Linked DNA regions of Mus musculus: region 2 is linked to region 1. The links are chromatin contacts, found by Hi-C or POLR2A ChIA-PET in ENCODE. All regions are on one chromosome and are shown on one strand. Each heading gives the region's core, a stretch centred on a gene start or an enhancer-like site at or near the end of the contact. The rest is flanking DNA. Distances are from core to core; before and after follow the strand shown. Region 1 holds the start of Ppp3ca (protein phosphatase 3, catalytic subunit, alpha isoform). Region 2 holds the start of Gm567 (predicted gene 567).

Region 1 (6,881 bases), core at 794-3,293:
ACACACACACACACACACACACCGCCCCCATCACTCCTTCCAGTTTCAGAGGCCCGCTCTGCACAGGCTAGTGCCCATCTCAGCTTTGCTCAGAACCCTGACCCCAAGAATAAGTGTCACTACTTAATCCTTTCGAATCTGCAGTTCCTCTTCCCCGTTCCACATTGGAATACAGTGAGGATGGTGGGGATAGAAAGGGCAACCACGTTGTCCCCTTCCTCACCCCACGAATCCCCCTGGCTTCTCCTAGCCAGCAACCCAGAGCCATCCCTGCCAGTTATACACATACAAATCACCCCTAGCAATAAAGACAACCAAATAGCCCGTAACCAAGGGGGTGCTAGGAGCTTGGGGGAAGGGAGCACGGTGAGCTTCCCACCCTAAAGGTGTGCACCAGCGGGGAACCCTTTAAGAGCAATGACAGGTCGGCGGCAGTCAGCCGTGGGTGGCAAGGGAGGTCGACAGAGGATCGCCACCGCTCGCGTCGCTCCAGGCCTGCGGGGAAATCCCGGGGCGGCAGCGGGGGCTCCGGTCGTCCCCCGCCTGGAGCTGCCCCCACGCGGCCCCGGTCCCCCCGCCCCCGCGGCGCGCGGCAGCCGGAGCTGGGCTCCCCCCACGCTCTCCCGCTCTCTCGCGAGTCCTGTGCAGGCCCTTCCCGCGGAGGGGGAGGGGGCGCCCAGGGAACTGCTGCAATGGAGCGCCTGGAGCAATGTGCCGGGGCGAGCCAGTCCGCGGCAAGCCATGGCCACATTAAAATGCCCTATTAATTTTTTAAAAGCCATAAATCACCTCCCCTCCCTCTACAAAGAGCAAACCATAAACCCGATCCCATGCAAGCCCGCGAGCAGCCACCCACTTCCTATTTCTGTCACAGCAGCTACACCCTGCCAGCAGTCACCCCCCCCCCCGGGCGCCCCCTCCCGCCACCGCCACCCCCGCCACCGCCTCCCAGCCACTCAGCCATTTGCCAACTGCTGCCCCCCGTCCACGAAAACAAACAAATAAATACATAAATAAAAATAAATGCCCCGATTAGGGCCGGGTGGGCGGTGTGGGGGCAGGGCGCGGCGAAGGAAGGGATCGCCTCTTGCAGGAGATCCTAGAAGGTCCCCGGCGCTAGCCGGAGAGGGACGACCGGGGCGGGGGAGGGGAGGACAGTCGCCTGCGGCACTCGGTGCACCCCGGGCCGACGCGGCGCTGCGCTTACCTTTCACCACCCTGTCGGTCGTCGACAACTTGGGATCAATCGCCTTGGGCTCGGACATCTCCAGCCACCGGGAGGGGGGGACAGCGACGCGCTGCTCGTCCCGTCCGACTGCACACCCCGACCGCACCGGCGGGCCAGACACTCAGCGCCGCCGCCGCCGCGCTGCAAACCGCTCGGCTGGAGCTCTGGGCTCTGGGCTGGCTCGAAAGTTACTGCCGGCTCCGCGCGTCCCTCCTCCGCCGCCGCCGCCTTCACTCCTCCTCCGCCGCCGCCAGCCCCGCCGCCTCGCTCCGGGCTGCGCGTGTGTGCTGGTTATTTATTTATTTTCTGAGCACGCCTCCCGGTTCTTCTTTTATTCTTGGGGACGGGGCGGGGGATGGGGAGGAGAAGCACACGCGAGCACCCACCCCGGCACCGACACCGGGCGCCGCGCAATGGAGCCCCCACGCGCGCACACGGTCGGGATTAAGACCGATCACATGGGGAGGGCCGGGGGCGAGGGAGGAGAGGCAGGGCCGCGGATGTCAGCGCCGCCAGCCGCGCCTCGGCTTCCCGGTGCTGGAGAGGCGGCTGCCGCTGCGGCCGCCGCTGCTTCCCCACGCCGATTGTCGCCGGGCGCCGCCGGGGCCGCGGCAGCCGTAGACGTCCCGCCGCCGCGCTCGTCCGCGATCCTCCTCTGCCTCGCGGCGCCGCTGCTTCTCCACGCACAGGCAACAGCCGCTGAGCTCGGTGGACACAGTCCGGGGCACAACCTCGCCTCCGCCGCCGCGCCGGCCGCCGCCACCACCGCGCCCGCCTCCGCCTCCTCCCCTTCCTCCTCACCGCCCCCGCCTCCAGCGCCCTGGCCACCTCCTCCTCGGGGTCCGCCTTAGGGCCCGCCCCACGTTGCACCTCGCAAGCTCATTGGCTGGAGAGCGCGTCCCTCATCGCTAAGGCGGTGGTCTGGGTGACCGCCCCGCCCCCTGCTCTGTTTTCTTCAGGGTGCCAGTCAGTCCCGTGGGCCTGCTGCCTCCACCGCCCTGTGACCGCTCAAGTGTCACTGGAGTGGGCAGGGAGGAGGGAGGCTGGACTGGGAGTAGGGGCCGGGAGGAGCTGGGCTGCTGCGTGCCCCCGCGCCTGCCCACTCCCGAAGTCCTGCACACACTCCCGGGTGGGTCTCGGCCGCTCCGAGTGTGTGAGTGGCCCGCAGTAGTGAGTTCGGAGACCGAGGAAGGAGGAGCGCCGGACGCTCCCGGCCGCGGCGCAGCTGCTGTCGCTGCCGCAGCTGTCCAGGGAGGATCGCCAAGGAAGGCGACGAGTAAACAGCTTACCTTGGGGAGGCAGCTCTGCCTGAGCTAGGTGGACGGGGATTACTGATGGTGGGGTGGTTAGGACGCGTGCACAACTTCACGGGAAGAAACGAAAGTGTGTTTGGGGCGCTGCGGGACGCGGTGGCTGGCTGGCTAGCTATCCAAGGTGGATGGGAACAGACTGGAGCCTATGCGACCCTGGCTGTGCTCAGTGACCCTGGATGCCCTAGGAGATAAGAGGAGTCAGAAAGACTCGGGAGAGGTCGCCTTTTCCCTGTTCACAGGAGCTAGCAGTCACTGGTGGCGATAGGTGACACTAAATTTCTTCCTGTTCCTTCCAGTCAGTCACTCAGTGATCAAGATGCATGTAGGGCCTTGGCTTGTTGCAGTTTCTCACAAGTCCCTCATAAGAAGGAAAATAAGGGACCGTGTATGAAATGCTCTTCAAAATATCTTCTGCCTCCTGAGTTCCAGGACAGCTAGAGCTATACCGAGAAACCCTGCCTCGAAAAAACAAACAAACAAACAAACAAAATATCTTCTGGGCACAGCCCTCCCCCTGGCCTACCACAACCCCAAGGACCAGCAAGGAAATTATGAAGAGAGCTGAATAAATTTCTCACCCTTGTCCTTCCTGTTTTATTTTCAAATTCCTTCAGTATCAGGGTTTTCGTATTTCCTGAATTGGACTGTAAGCTTAATAAAGGGCCTACAAAAAGGTGTGGGAAGCTGCTGGAGGCACACTCCATTAGTCCCAGCATCTGGGAGGCAGAGGCAGGAGGAGCTCTGTAAGTTCCAGGCCAGTCTGGTCTACAGACTGAGTCCCAGGACAGCCAGGACTGTCTTGGGAGGGGGCGGGGGGGGGAGTTTAGGAAGCTAGGAGATGGAGCCAGGAGAACTGATCTGGCCACAGGGATTAGATGAAACTCAAGTCCAAAAAAATACAAATTTAATAGCAAATTGGTGGCTCTGGGGCATGACAACTAGGTAGCCTCAAGGATTTTAGGACAGAGGATGTGAGAAGGCTAGCCTGCCAGTCAAAAGGAGAGATGGAGTGGATGGTCACATCCCATCCGCAAAGGGAGGCTGCCCTCGTGGCCAGATTTCTGCTGCTAAATTTGCCACCTCTAGGGTCCTTGCTTTCAATAAGATCTATATAGCCCAGTGGAATTTTCAGGGAACATGAAATTATCTACAAGAGGACTCTGTAATCTCCTCAGTTAGGGGTTGTTGCAAACAGCCTCCTGGGCTAGAGCAGAGCTAGTTGCCAAGGCAGATTTGGGAAGCTGGTCCCTGGCCAGATGGCTGGAAGAGAGGGAAGGACGCCAAGACCTGTGGGTGAGCAGGGCCTGCTTCAGGAAAGACCAGGAAACCTTATCTGGGGATCCTCACTTTGAAAGCCAAGACTCCCTCACCCCCACGCTGCTCACAGATGCAACTGTTATTTAGAGTAGCTCTCCCCTGGGCATAGGAAAGGCATCCTTGAGCTAGGATCAGGGGCTGAAATTATCAAACACATTGAAAAGTTTGATAATAGAAATAGGAACTAAAGGTAGACCTTTCAGAAACACCCTTCAGTCCATCCCAAGTCCACATAAGGTGTGTGTGGGGGGGGGGAGGGGGTGACAAATAGTAATCACTTTGCACAGCACATCTTTCTATCATCAAATACTTTTAGTGTGTGTGTGTGTGTGTGCGCGCGTGTGTTTCCCTAAGCACTGTAATGTAGATGCATATTAAGTAAAGTTGGATTCTTAAGTACTATACAGGACAATGCCAACCAAGGAATAGCTAGGTCCAGACACCCGGCCTAGTCAACCAGATAGCCAGTCATCCCTTCCAATGGCCAGCTCTCTGCTATAGCTGTCCCTTTCCTTTTCTCCTTAAATCCTGTTAGAGTTCCCAAACAGCTCTTGACTATATTCAAACTGACAAAGATTAGCTTACATTTGGAACTCACATTTTCACTGTGACAGGTTCAGTTTTCAGGAGCTGACTTTGGAAATGTCCTTTGCTTATGAAGAGAAAGTAAAGATTTTTTAAAAAGTCATAAAAGACAACATTTCATACACTACAAAAAATAATACACTTTTCCTTCCTTTGTTTAATTATCTCTAGGAAGCAGCTTTCCTGTTTGGAATTCCCTTTCACAGCCCAACCATAATGAGTCCATGCGATTAGTTCTTGGTATTGATAATCTGGGCCAAGCTGTCTGTGACATGCCAGCAGAGTGATGGAGCAATGATACGCACCCTTCCATCTGTAAGCTTCTTCAGCTGAATACAGAGCTTTCTAAGACCCTGCTATAGACAGAGTATCAAATAGCGACAAGTCTTATTATGACAACATCAAGAACTGTTGATCACCTCCTTAGAAAGACTGCATGAGGCTTTAAATAAAAAAAAAATAGTCATTTCTGTGTTAGTCGCTAAGATTTATCGATGTATCCATTAGGAAATTAATATACAGCCATTGCTTATTTTATTCCAAAGTAAACTGTGTACTAAGATACAGAAGTGCTACCTCAGTGTTATGTAAGAGACTAAAAACATTCACACCTGTCTTAATACATGAACATCTAATCTTCATTTCTGTAAACAAACAATTCATGTACCAGTTATGTTTTGAGCAACTGTGCAAAGTACTGGCTCATTTCTCAACAAATGTGAAGAATAAAGGATTCAGTCAGATAATTCCCTTTAGTCTTGATGCATAGGTCTTACAGATAAGTTATCCTTGCAAGGATCAATGTGTAAGGCGCTGCTCCCACAAAGAGTTATGTACTGGAAGATTGATGGAGTGTCTTAGTTAGGGTTTTACTGCTGTGCACAGACACCATGACCAAGGCAACTTTCAAATGGACAATATTTAATCGGGGCTGTCTTACAGGTTCAGAGATTCAGTCCATTGTCATCAAGGTGGGAACATGACGGCATCCAGGCAGGCATGTTACAGCTGGAGCTGAGAGTTCTATATCTTCATCTGAAGGCTTCTAGCAGAATACTGGCTTCCAGGCAGCTAGAATGAGGGTCTTAAAACCCACACCCACAGTAACACTTCCTCCAACAAGGCCACACCTACTCTAACAGGGCCATACCTTCTAATAGTGCCACTCACTGGGTCAAGCATACACAAACCATCACATGGAGGGGATGTTGGGGTGCAGATTTGGGGGTTTGTAATCCACAGTACTGAAGTGATTTGCACAATTTTCACATCATAGATAGTGAAAAACAACTTGTACTTTTTATGTGAACATTATGTGCTGGCACATAATTTTGTGGTTTTTGTCAACTTAATACAAGCTAGGGTGATATGAAAAGAAGGAAGCTTAATTGAGAAAGTGTCTCTAGAACTGGCCCATAGACGTATCTGTTGGGCATTTTCTTGAGTAGCGATTGATGGCGAAGGACCCAGTCCACTGTAGGTAGTACCACCATCTGCAGGTGATTCTGGGTGCTTAAGAAATCAGACTTAGCAAGTCATGGGAAGCAAACCAGTCAAAAGCACTCCTCCATGACATTTCCCTCAGTGCCTGCCACCAGGCTCCTGTTCGAATTTCTGCCTTGACTTCCCTCGGTGATTAAAGTAGTACCAGGAAGTAAAAGAAGAAATAAATCCTTTCCTTTGAAAGTTGGCTTCAGTCCTGTTGCTTTATCATGGGACTAGAAATCCTAAGACATCTGCTTTGTTAGTTCCAGAGGAAATAAGTAAGTAAGTAAGCAAGCAAATGGTAGATAAATAAATAAGAAAGGGAAGATGGAAAAGAGAAATGAATAAAGGAATTAAATATACTGTGTTCTGTATTCTATTCAGAGAAGAACATATTTTTCAAAATCTGGACATTTCCTTGGTTCATTGGAATAAACTCAACTTACATCTCTTGAATGTGTTTTTAAATTCAGTCACTCAGCATTTTCTTGAGTTTTCAAAATCAAAATGGGAGTATAGTTTCCTCTCACTGTGTGCCATTGTCTAGTTTGGGTAACAGGGCTTTATAGAATGAGTTGGGTAGTATTCTTTTCCTTTCTATTTGATGGAACAGTTTGAGGAATAACGGTGTTACTTTTTCCCTGAGTAGTTGGTAGAATTTTGGTTGTGAATCTATCTGGCTCAGGGCTTTTCTTTGTTAGGGTACTTAAAAATAATTAAAGGAAATAAAGCCAATGAATGCAAACTCCCTGTAACTTAGGAATCCCAGGCTGCCCTGAAGCTTACTATGTAGCACAGGACAACCTTGACCTTCTGATCCTCCTGTCTCTGTCACAAAAGCTGGGATTACAGGCATTTGTAACCATTCATCAACATACTCAGTTGTACACAATGCTGAGAGTCAAACTCTAGGCTTCATGCACAGTAGGCAAGCATTCTACCTACTGGGCTGA
Region 2 (5,936 bases), core at 710-3,209, 620 kb before region 1:
CTAATTGTCTTCTTTGATAGGAGCATTGTTTTCTATCTTGTTAATATTAAATTGCTTTAGAACTTTGCAAGTTCTTTGCTTTATGTATCTTTGTGATTTTTAAATATGCCCTGTCTTTACTTTTTTTTTTTGGCGGGGGGGGGGGGTTCGAGACAGGGTTTCTCTGTATAGCCCTGGCTGTCCTGGAACTCACTTTGTAGACCAGGCTGATCTCGAAATCAGAAATCCTCCTGCCTCTGCCTCCCGAGTGCTGGGATTAAAGGCATGCACCACCACACCCGGCTCTGCCTTTACTTTTTATTTGTGGAAAAGAGGTCAGTACATTTGCTCCTCTAACTTTGGCCAACTATATACCTCACTAAGGACTATAATATTTATACTTGGATTGAACTCATAGTCTTGACCTTTGCCCCAATCTTTTTCAGCAGTTAAATAGATTTTAGACCACAATTTTCCCCTGTGAATTTTTTTTTTTAGTTATTCTTTTCCTAAATGTTTATTTTTGGTTTTAATCAAGTATATGTATTTGAATCTATGCATGGATATGTAGACGTGTGTGCAGGTCCCTATGGAGGCCCAAAGGGGGCTTCAGAGTCCTTGGGGCTGGAGTTACAGGTGGTTGTGAGCTTCCTGGCATGGGTGCCAGGGACTGAGATGAGCCATCTCTCTAGTTTCTCTGCCCATGTCTTGATTTGTTACACTTCTGTTGTCTTGTTTACCAGCAAGGTTTTTTAGAACAGTTGAAAGTAATTTCCTTCAAATCTTGGTATTTAAATCAAAACTTAGAATTCTTTTAAACTACATGTTGAAATTTTCTTGATTTCAGGGAACTCTTTAAATATATATATTACTTTCAAGTGTATACATATACACACACACACACACACACACACACACACACACAGACACACACATATATATATAGTATGTCTTATCGTCTTATTTCAATATATTCTTCTATGAGATCCTGGTATGTTATCTAGGGCATTCTTACTTATCTTGCGTATCTGTGAAGATATAGTGGAATATTCTTGGCTTTTTAATAATGTAATCTCTGTGAAAAAGAGAAGATAAGAGAATTTTGGTCAAGAGATGTAAATAAATCTTCGTTGAGTATTAGTAGCCAGATTGCAGTCAGACACCAACCAGTGTGTGATTTAACCAACACCCTTCCTCAGGTTCTAAATGTTAAACTGAGCCAGGGAATAGACGTGCTCAAGGGCAGTGTAGGTTTCATTCCTGTTGAAGCATGAAGCAGAGACTTGGCTCAAAGCACCAAGTGTCAGCCTGACCGAAGGGAAACTTGAGCCCCTTTAGATGATGATTCTCTGTACACAAAGAAATATTTCGTCTACAGGCTATGAACTATAAATTAAAAACAAACTTTAATTAAATATTTATTTATCTCCTATAAAATACAATGACAAAAGTGAATATGTGACCATTACTTTCAAGTCAATTTCTGGATTTCTGGAGTAATATTTACAAGGGCTCGGGTTATGAAATGATAATTCTCTATAGATATATGGCATTGCCAATGAGAAAGAGTGAACTTCACTGTCTCCAAAGGAACAGAAACAAGACCTTTCAGCTTTCATGTATCTGACTTATTCCAGGTAGGTATAGGCATGAAGTCAAAGAATAAAACCATGTTGTCAAACAAATACCTTGCATTACTGGCTTAGACCAAGCCTGGGGCTAAGTGAGAGCAGCCAGTGCAGCTCTGTGCCAGATATCCACTTTAGGTTGTTTTGAGTGACGTTTGATTTTCAGTTCTTACTCAGAGGAGCATGGCCCATGGCAATTTGTAACTCACAGGCATGAGAGCATGGAAGTCCAGGTTCTGCATGACAGAACTAAAAAGGAATCCACAGGAAGCGAGTGGGGTCTGTGAAGTGTGCCAAGAGGGCCGGCAACTTAAAATTCTTCAGCTGCGCTGTGCATTACACATCGGCCGGCCCTTCTATGGCTATCACACAGTTTCCCTTTTCTGGGGTTTCCTCTTTTCACTCTCTGCCAGAGAGAGGAGATAACAAAGCATTTCCCCTTGCACATACTGAAATCAATTTTGCCAGTAAGTACGGATCCTAAAATGAAACTGTCTTGACCCTCTCATAAAAGGAGGCATTTTCAATTGCCTGCTGATAGCTGTGAAGTATATATCATTTTTCATACTCTTAGCCTTAGTAATCTGTCAGGTGTCTGGACATTTCATTACCAGCAATGTTTTACCATCTATCCATCTCTGCTCTTCTAGGTGCCTATTTTTAACACAGAGACAATAGATATCAGCCAGTCAATAAAGGATTATCCTGATATACGATGTTTAAGAACAGGTATCCTGGTATCAGATAATGTGGTACATCTGGGTTGTGTTCGAAATTCCCTCTGAGCATTAGAATTTGGTGTCATACATGATGAGGCAGAATTCTTTTCTTTTAAAATAGTATCTACATAACTAGATCATATGATATGTTTAACGATATCAGTATTAAAAACTATGAAAAATGCTATGAAGAAAGAGGGCTTGATAAGGGGACAGAATGACAGGGTTGTACTTTGGGTACAGTTGTTAGACAAGCTGTTCTGGGAAGATTTTGTTTGGACAAGGGCTTAAATGAACTGGGGAAACAAATCATAAAAGCACTGGGAGGGAGGGTTACAGGCAGAGGAAAGAGCAACTGTAAGGATGCAAAAGAAGAAGAAGAAGAAGAAGAAGAAGAAGAAGAAGAAGAAGAAGAAGAAGAAGAAGAAGAAGAAGAAGAGGAAGGAGGAGGAGGAGGAGGAGGAGGAGGAGGAGAAGGAGGAGAAGGAGGAGAAGGAGGAGAAGAAGGAGAAGGAGAAGAAGGAGAAGAAGGAGAAGAAGGAGAAGAAGGAGAAGAAGGAGAAGAAGGAGAAGAAGGAGAAGAAGGAGAAGAAGGAGAAGGAGAAGGAGAAGAAGATGATGAAGAAGAAGGAGAGAGAGAGAAAGAGAAAGAAAGAAAGGGAAGGGAAAAAAGAGAGAGAGCATGAGAAATAACATAATTTCATGGATAGAGAAGATAGAGTGTAAACAATATTCCTGTCTCTCTTAGAAACCATTTGCCATCTAATTCAGCCAACATCCCAGTAAGATGAAGATCCTCTATGATGCAAGGCAGCAGTCCTCCAAGTATGGTCTTGGTACCAGTGTTAATAGCAGTTTTGGAACCTTATAAATAGTACTCATTATTGGACTCCACGCCAGACTCTTGCAGGATATTTGCTCATACCTTGATCCATAAGACTGTGTTATTTACTGAAAAAAGAACAAACACTAAAACCAAACCAACCAACCAACCAACCAACCAAATAAACAAAAATACCAAAACCAAACTGTTTTTAGTTGTGGTGTGGCTCAGCCCTTAGTATACACACCTTTAATCCTACACACCTTTAATCCCAAACAATGAAGGTAAAGTTAGTTAGTCGAAGGAAGTACCCATGTCTGAAAGTGATGTCTAATTGAGTGGCAGATCAAGTAGCAAATCAGAGAAAGATTTGATAGGATACACCCAACACTCACAAGAAGAGAGAGGAAAGGGAAGCTATTTAAGGGGCAGTGCAGAGAGAGAAGGCAGTTTTATTGCAACAGTTATAGAAAGACAGGTTGCAGAGGGAGAACAAGCTAGACATAGATGAAGACAGAATGAGCCAAAGAATGAGAAGGAACCAAGAGACTGGAATATTGCCACAGTTGGTGTGAGTCTAAGCAGAGCAATTCAGAGGCAGAAAAAGAGACACCAGATTGAATCAGTTAGCTTGGAGAGGAGTTTGAGTCAGAACAGCTCAGTTGTACCAACCTGCCAAAGATCAGAAGGAACAAGAAAGGGGAAACCTATTCAGCAGCAAGTCTCAGAGGCTGAAAATATTCTAGGCCTAGATAAGATTGTACAGAAGTGCTAGCAAGCTTCCAGGACTAGGCCTAGGTTAGCAGATGAAGGCAGTATGCCTCTGAGATGACATTGAAATCAGGTGAATAAAAGTTACTATTACACCAGACCTAGTAAATGAGAATTTCTAAGGGAATGGCCCAACATTTTGTTTTAATTAGACTCTCTGATGATCCTAATGTACATTGAAATTCGACCACCACTTTCAGTGATGGTTGAATCTTGTCACTACTAATAATTAGATATGACCTCACCAGCTATAAACTCTGTGCTTCACGTAGTCTCTCTGTTGTACTCTCTCTCTCTCTCTCTGTGTATATACATATATACTTGTGTGTTTTCATATATATATGTGTGTTTTCATATATATATATATGGATGTTTTTATTATATATGTGTGTATATATTAAATATACATATATGAAAATGAATAAAAGCAGAAGTGAACTAACATTATCCTATTTGTAGATTAAATGGTCTCATCTATATAAAAGCTAGAAAATGATGCTTCAAGTTCCTATTACAAACAAGTGCTAAATGACAAGGTAAAGAAGACAGATATTTCCCTGGTTCACATATAGCAAGATAAGACAGGCAGTTGGGTACGCACATTCTCAATTGATTGAATATAGAATTTTTCATGATGGCATAAAGTTGGGGATCAAGGAAGAAAGAGGGTAATTATGACTGGGAAGAGCAGAGATGCGGGGTCACTTTCCTAGATGTGACATATCTATACAGAGCCAAAGCTATCCTTAGTCTTGACATCATGGAAAGGCTGGGATTACTGAATTCCTAAGAAGAAATTATTTTTGTATATATGCATGAGACATGAAAGTGCCAGCCATCAGCTACATTATTGCAAGCAATAAGAGCCAGACTTAATTAAAGAGGAAACTGTAAGATATTAATCATTGAGAACAAGAAAAATAAGGACAGAACTGAGCACAGATCTTAAGGGGCCTTTACATTTCTAGTATACAGCCAACATCAGTTTCCCTACTTTTCTCTCATTCTTGTTTTTGAAGGAAATCTGGAGGCAACCACATTATTTTGATAATAGCAGGAACAAGGGAAAGCAAAGGCAGGAATACGTCTGGAAGTGGAGCCCAGACAGAAAGACCCTTTAAGGGTTCAGCTTTCCCTTCTGTTCTTATTCCTTCCTTCTCCTGTTGATGTCCAGAATGACAAGCTGTCAGCCTTTGGAGAGACAGTGGGAGGGGCAGAAGGAAGGTGGGAACGGAAACAAAATGGAGGCAAAGGTGAGAGAGGCTCAGGGAGTCCCTTAGAGATTCTCTGTTCTTAAGGCCTGGCTGCCGGGAGCAGAGTTTTTGACACTAAAGTAGCAGAGTCTTGGAGTTTGAATCCTTTGTGGCACATTATTTATGACTGAGTTCTTTGTAAGTAGTTATTTTTAATGACTTTGTTCCCACACTAAGCCCTTGGTACCACTGTGCTAGCACAACCTTGTGAAACATTGACCACTTTGTTCTGTTTATAAAGGATGACGGATTTACAGTGCTGAAAATAAAACCCACAGAGTCCATAAAGCCCACACTCTTGGTCCCAGCTCTTACCTCACTCCGCATTTAAACAGGTTTCCCCAGCCACAGTCATAACCATGGTTTGGTGCCTTGCTCAAAGATGGAGGCTTGCAAACGGTGACACTCTCTCCCAATTAGAGGCAAAAGCATGGGCTTCTCTCTGTTCCTGTTCTCAGGTTTCCTGGTGGACAGGAGGCATGATGAGGCTTTATATAAACATTACCAGTGTGCATTACCTCTGGGTAGTTTGAGGTTTGAAATTTTCCACTCTTAACAGACACTTAGCACATTTCCAAGAGAAACAAAGAAGCCTTACTTTAGCACTACATAATGTGTAGTTTCAAATATAATTAGATTGCATACACATAGTCACACTCAGGGAGACATAGGATGTCAACTCCTAATTTGCTACCAAAAACATTGTCTCCAGTTATTTTCCAGAGATTAGAGTGGTAACTTCAGTAATTGAAGAGGGGGATAA

The links. A loop is a pair of places that touch in the nucleus more often than their neighbours do. ChIA-PET counts read pairs that join two places held with the same protein, here RNA polymerase II (POLR2A).
Region 2: a map of Patski shows a loop between it and region 1 (2.1-fold over the local background). The contact joins the enhancer-like site here to the promoter of Ppp3ca in region 1. A Hi-C loop is called at or near these places in 1 of 37 maps with a recorded cell type or tissue (Patski). POLR2A ChIA-PET finds 5 or more read pairs at or near these places in 1 of 5 experiments (Patski).

Annotation. Positions count from the first base shown.
Region 1 is chr3:136,665,228-136,672,108 of GRCm38, reverse strand. Ppp3ca (protein phosphatase 3, catalytic subunit, alpha isoform) reads right to left here and starts at 2,043. Exons shown (of 14, transcript NM_008913.5): 1 at 1,208-2,043. The coding sequence starts at 1,265.
Region 2 is chr3:137,289,319-137,295,254 of GRCm38, reverse strand. It overlaps Gm567 (predicted gene 567), which reads right to left and starts at 5,638. Exons shown (of 3, transcript NR_163863.1): 1 at 5,489-5,638. Within about 2 kb of position 1,959, at least 1 of the 3 ENCODE cell types and tissues checked has a DNase peak (open chromatin) inside an H3K27ac peak, as active enhancers do.